Regions from separate parts of the Homo sapiens genome. Here region 2 is linked to region 1. The links are chromatin loops, found by intact Hi-C in ENCODE. Cell type or tissue: endothelial cell of umbilical vein. All regions are shown on one strand. Links, peaks and the distances in the headings refer to the core of each region. The heading gives the core; the rest is flanking DNA. Region 1 holds the start of POU2F2 (POU class 2 homeobox 2). Region 2 holds the start of LIPE-AS1 (LIPE antisense RNA 1).

Region 1 (2,901 bases), core at 118-2,617:
ACACTCAAAAGGGAATGACATCCCCCAAGTCCAGCAACTTGGCATTCCAATCCCTTTGCAGCCCTTATCCAAGGATTGCCCATGTCACCCACCCCACTGGTTCTCCACATGAGGGCCCGCTACCAACACCCAGCTCCCTCCCTCCCGTCCCCAGACCCTTCGGAACAGGGCAACAGAGAAGAGAAGATGTTGGAAGTTCCGGTGCCTGATGTGGAAAGAGAGGGCAAAGAGGAGCTGTGGGGGTTAGCGGGGACCCGGCATGGGAGAGAGGGAGTTGCTAGAGTACAGAGGAGAAGGACAATGGAGACAGCTGAGGAGGAGGGGCAGGCAGGGCCCGCAGAGCAAACCTAAATGTGCTGCCTGTCCTCTGAGCAGTGGCACAGGCACCAGCCCCCTTACCTGGAGCCCCCATGCTGGAGTGAACCATGCTGCCCGCCCCGCCAGGGCTGGGGGAACAACTGTGTCATCTCCCCACCCTCTCTGGGGGCCGAGCCCTCCCTGCCGGAAGTCACTCAGGGAGGAAACCACAGGGCCGGTCCGCCCCCTTCAGAAGGGAAAATACCCTGGCCCACAGACCCGCCCCGGCAGCCCGGCCCACCCCAAATCATGTGTGTGTGCTGGGGGGTGGGGGCTAGTGGGGCAGAGGATAAGCAGGCTGGAAGAGCCGACTCCTACGGCTGCGATCCAAGAGGTGCCTGCAACAGTTGCCCCCCGACTTCTGTCGCCCCCATGGAGGCAAACAAGTCTGGAACAGGGAATGGGGGTCTGGGAGAGAAGGTGGGTCCACAGCAGTAACAACAATAAAACACTAGCCAGCAGCTTATTGGAGAGAGGGCTTTGCCGATGCCTGACCCTGTGCCTCACTCTTGACAGGTGCCATCTCCAATGTGGTGGTCACTCTTATTTGCCCCATTTTACAGATGAAAAGACTGAGGATCAGAGAGGTGAGCAGTAGCTTTCCCAAAGGCCCAGAGCCAAGAAGCGTTGAAGCTTAAAAGCACGCCGCGGCAGGGAAGATCAAGCAAGCCCTGCGCCTATCTGCAGGTGAGCTGTTGGGTGCCACCATTGGGAGGAAGTGGTGCCCGTGGGCAGTGGTAGTGGGGACGGTGGGTCGGGGACTTGGCCTGGGGCTACAATAAGTCGCCGGCCAAATGCGGGCGCCCGAGGCGGCTCCAGTGGAGGGGAGCACCAGGTCCCCGGGCTGCCGGCTGGCTCTTCGCGCTGCGGCGCTCCCATTTCAGCGCTTCCCTCCGTGCCCGCCAGAGGGCGGCAGCGCCCAGCCAATGGGCCGGAGGGCGGGGCCGGCTGCGGAGAAGGGAGCCCCTCCCTCCGCTCCCCTCCCCAACACCCTCCCAACACCTCCGCTCGCACACCTGCGAGGGTCACACAAAGGCGCAGGACTCCCGGCGCACCGCAGCTCAGACAAAGGCGCGCCCGAGTCCGCTGCCCTCTTCCTCTTGGTGCCCGAGGTCTGAGGCTGTGGGGCTGCCTGGCGTCTCCAGACACCCCACATGCCCGCCTGGGCCCCGCAGGACATCCTGCGCCCCGTGGCTGGGGGGCCCCCTAAACCACAGGTGCATGCACAGACGCCTGGACTCACCCTCACACACACAAGTATTTCTACAGATGAACCCCAGCACTTCACACACACACACGTGTGCACACACACGTGCATGAACACATCTATGTGCACAGGCCCCAACACCAGCCCTCCCTGCTGACGATGGTCACTCCCATATACTGATACCTCCTCTACTCCCTCACATGGACCCATGGGCACAAGGGCACTTCTACACATATGTGCCCAAGCATACTTCCTGGCCACTCGCACCCACTCACACACAGGCACACTCAGAAAGGGTATACTACAGGCACAACTACAGGAGTGCCCTCCCCTGACTGCACACGTGCCCTGTGCACCCAGACACACCCAGGCAAGCAGGTGGGCACAACAGGAAGGACTGGCAGTTCTCATATATGCACACGAGAGGTGACCGTTTCCCGGCATCTACACTCCACAACATCCCGTATCGTAAAGGCCATTTCACAGAGGAGATCCACAGACCACACAGCAACTGGCCACAGGATTTCTATACATGAGGGTCTTCCCGACAGCAGCCTGGTAGCAGTGGACACTGGAGCCTTGTCTCAAAGCGACATTTACGCAGTAAGCTTTGTTTTCAGTTAGGATTTGTTTTGGGGGGCTTGGAAATGGGGCTATAGGACATTATGGGGGGGGGCAAAACCTCACCAGCCACCCTTATGCTCCACCCTGGACAGACTCAACATCATCCACGTCAGGAACACGCTTTTGGATGTGACCCCATTCCAGCCCCCTAGAGCCAGCAGAGAAGGACCACCCACTTCCAGTGCGGCCAGGTCTGCAGTTCAGTCCTGGAGCCGGGGAAGGCTGTATACGCTCCCTGAGAGATGAAACAACCCCACACCTCTCGCCTCCCATGCTGGCTCCATTCTCAGTGCCTCAGACCAGAGCTGGGCCTGGTGAGGGGATCTTGAAGGAGGATGGGCCTGCCTGAGAGAGGATAGAGGGGCAGAGTTTGGAACACACTGGCAGCTGGAACAGGGAGGCTCAAGGCAGGGGGAGATGGTGGCCTCGTTGCCACAGAAGAGGCCTCGAGCCATGCTGAGGGAGGCAGGTAGGGCATGGGAGCTAGGGAGCAGTGGGGGCCACTTGAGGTGCAGGGAGCTGGGAGGGAGGCGGTACAGGGGAGGCCAGGCTGGGCTCAGGGCTGAGCGGTAATTAAAGGAGACGTAGGGGGCTCCCCAGGGCCAGCGGGGCTGGTAACTGACACGCGGGCCCCATTGCTCCGCTCATATTTCTCGCCGGATCGATACGTTTGACTCCCGACAAGACAATAATCGCTTGTACGCGGCCGGCGA
Region 2 (2,901 bases), core at 181-2,680, 260 kb after region 1:
TAATCACTATTTTCGACCCCAACCAGGCTCACGCCCACAGTCAGAAGGGTTGGACAAGCTTAGTATCGTGGATTCACGGGAGAAAATATCTGGGAGACCCCATCCTTGGACCTGCTTTCCCCAGGACCCAGGAGTCCGGGTCCCCAGCTCTCCAGTTCCCCAGCCCCAGGAGTCCCAGCTCTCAGCCCCTCTCCTTTTGTTTGTTGCCTGCGTTTTCTTTTTTCTCTCTGGGCCTGTAACTCTTTGTTTATCTCCATCTATGTTTTGTGTCTCTCTTGTATCTTTACATCTGTATCTGGATTCTCCCTCACTAGGCCTCAATTTTCTCACTTGTAAACTGGGGATAATACTACTAATAATAATCCAATCTCTCAGAGCTGTGGCGAGGAAGACATGAGATAATTATGTAAAATGCTCAGCACAGAACCAGGCCACAGTAAACTCAGTACAAGAGAGCTCTGTTATTATTACTGTTTTATTTTTGCCATCTCCCCTTTGGTATCTCTATTTTTCTCTTAGTCTCACGTGAGTCTCCAGTCTCCTCTAGCTCTGGGTTCCTTTTGCAGACAGCACCTGCCTCTGACTTCCCTTTTCGGGATGAGGAAAGGGCATATCCAGGCCAGAGCTTCCCCTGAGCCTCTTCCTTCTCCCTCTCCATTACAAGCTCCGCCTCATTACCCAGAACACTTGCCTGGGGGTAAGGCCTGGCTCCCTTCCCATAAATAGCCTCATAAAATCCTGAACCCCAAACCTGTCATCCCTGGGCGGGCGAGTGACTCAAGATCCCGGAGTTCCCGCTCCTAGACACCAAACCTTCAGGTTTCCAGCCCCCTCCTCCCTCTGACCCAGGAGTCCGGGCCCCTAGTCCCTCCTTCCTCGGGTCCCAGACTTCTCCTCCTTCAGAACCAAGGAGTCTGAACTCTCAAATCCCCAACCTTCCTCAAGACCCAAGGATCGGGTCAGCAAACAGCCTAGGTATGTGGGGCCAGAAACTCCATTCACGACCATTCTGCGACCGTCTACGCCCAGGGCTCCCACCCCGACTCAGTCCCTCCGGAGGCGGGTCCGACACGCGAGGCGCTTCTTTGGAGTCTGGCGGCGAAAGCTATCCATGACGTCAGTCACTATCTTCCAGCCAATGGACACTCGGCCTTCTACCTCCCTGGGCCACTCAGGACCCTTTGCCTGGTAGGCGGGGCCCACAGCCCAACTCGGGCAGCGATAGGCTTTCGGAGACGCCAGTCTCTGCCAGGCCCAGTCAGTCGGCCAATAGACCCGGAACCTGAGGGATCGGAATCCTGGTCCACTCCGCAGAGGCCCGAGCGGGCTCGCGAGGGAACGGGTTCTCCGAGTCTGGCCGGGTAAGCCCTTTCCAGCACGCCTAGTATTAGGATTCTGCACATAGCTCGGGTGGAAAACCGTGAGGCTTAGTGAGGCTTGAGGCGGAGGGGGGAGGAGCTCAGTCCCGGCGAACCCATCTTGCTTTCTTGGAGAAACTGAGACCGGGATACTGGATCTGTTATTCATCCATCCGTTCCTCCCACCCTAAGCCTGATTCTCGTCTGCTCCTGCCTTCCTGTTCCTTCATCCGTTCTGCCCTTCCTGCCCTCAATTCTCTCACTCACGGATTCCCTCGTCTAGCCACTCACTCACACACTCTCCCACCTATTAGTTAGACAAACATTTCCTGAGGCTTCTGGTGTGCCAAGCCTCGTGCTGGGCGATGCTGGTGACCAAGATGAGTCAGGCCTGGGCCGTGCCCTCAAGGAGCCCGGGTCAGATGGGAGGATGGACGTTGATGGGCATGGGTGTGCGGAGACGGTGGGAGCCCAGGAGAGACTTTTTTGAGTTTGGCGTGGTCGGGAAAGGGTTTCCAGGGGAGGGGCCATTGGAGCTGGATCTTGGAGGAGCAGAAGGTGCCAGGCAAAGTGGAGATGCCAGGCAAAATGGGTGTGGGGAGGGTGTTTCAGCGTGACCAAAGACAGGGAGGCATGCAGGAGCAGTACTGCGTGCAGGTGCCTAAGCGGAAGGCCAGTCAAGTCTGTATGGCCAGCAGGGGAACTGTAAGGCTGGAGGAGGCCGAAGAGATGAGCAGAGGCCAGGCTGAGGAGCTTGGACTTTGTCCTGAGGGTGAGGGGGTAGTGGAGAGCCATGGAAGGGTTGAGAGTAGTGGAGGACAAGGTCATAGTTGGTCCAGAACTGGAGGAATGAGACTGGAAGCCAGTAGCCCAGGAGGTGGCTCTGGCAGGGATTCAGGTAGGAGAGAGTGGAGCCTGGATCAGGGAAGAGGCCGAGGGGATAAGATAGAGATTCAGGAGGCAAGGCTTGGTGCTGTGGCTCGTGTCTGTAATCCCAGCACTTTGGAAAGTTGAGGCGGGAAGATCACTTGAGCCAAGGAGTTCAAGACCAGCCTGGGCAACATAGTGACAGCCTCATCTCTACAAAAAATTAGCCAGGTGTGGCCAGGCGCGGTGACTCACTCCTGTAGTCCCAGCACTTTGGGAGGCCGAGGCGGGTGGATCACGAGGTCAGGAGTTCAAGACCAGCCTGGCCAAGATGGTGAAACCCTGTCTTTACTAAAAATGCAAAAAATTAGACAGGCTTGGTGGTGGGCACCTGTAATCCCAGCTACTCGGGAGGCTAAGGCAGAAAATTGCTTGAACCCAGGACGGGGAGGTTGCAGTGAGCTGAGATCGCGCCACTGCACCCCAGCCTGGGCCACAGAGTGAGACTCAAAATAAAAAAAAAAAAAAGAAAAATTAGCCAGGTGTGGTGGTGCATGCCTATGGTCCAAGCTACTGAGGAGGCTGAAGCAGGAGGATCACTTGAGCCCGGGAAGTCGAGGCTGCAGTGAGCCAAGATGGTGCCACTGCACTCCAACCTGCACAAGAGTGAGACCTT

Evidence for each region. Peaks named below come from ENCODE experiments on the same cell type or tissue, not always from the same donor. Only the 100,000 strongest peaks of a DNase experiment are listed, where the experiment ranks them.
Region 2: it touches region 1 in a loop (2.4-fold over the local background); 13 of 110 quality-filtered maps call a loop at or near these places.

The regions. Positions count from the first base shown.
Region 1 is chr19:42,131,985-42,134,885 of GRCh38, forward strand. POU2F2 (POU class 2 homeobox 2) reads right to left here and starts at 462. Exons shown (of 15, transcript NM_001394376.1): 1 at 400-462. The coding sequence starts at 427. LNROP (long non-coding regulator of POU2F2) reads left to right here and starts at 645. Exons shown (of 3, transcript NR_038332.1): 1 at 645-777; 2 at 921-1,044. It overlaps MIR4323 (microRNA 4323), which reads right to left and starts at 1,529; the gene lies at 1,461-1,529. RefSeq lists a silencer at 1,144-1,403 and an enhancer at 1,684-1,733. In endothelial cell of umbilical vein, for the core only: a CTCF peak has its summit at 1,255 (motif pointing right); a DNase peak (open chromatin) is centred at 1,267; H3K4me3 peaks cover 955 bases.
Region 2 is chr19:42,395,864-42,398,764 of GRCh38, forward strand. LIPE-AS1 (LIPE antisense RNA 1) reads left to right here and starts at 1,285. Exons shown (of 3, transcript NR_073180.1): 1 at 1,285-1,361. It overlaps LOC101930071 (a long non-coding RNA gene), which reads left to right and starts at 1,265. Exons shown (of 2, transcript NR_126041.1): 1 at 1,265-1,361. RefSeq lists enhancers at 812-951, 972-1,131, 986-1,669, 1,670-2,353. In endothelial cell of umbilical vein, for the core only: no CTCF peak of the experiment used is centred there; a DNase peak (open chromatin) is centred at 1,218; H3K4me3 peaks cover 1,291 bases; H3K27ac peaks cover 1,312 bases.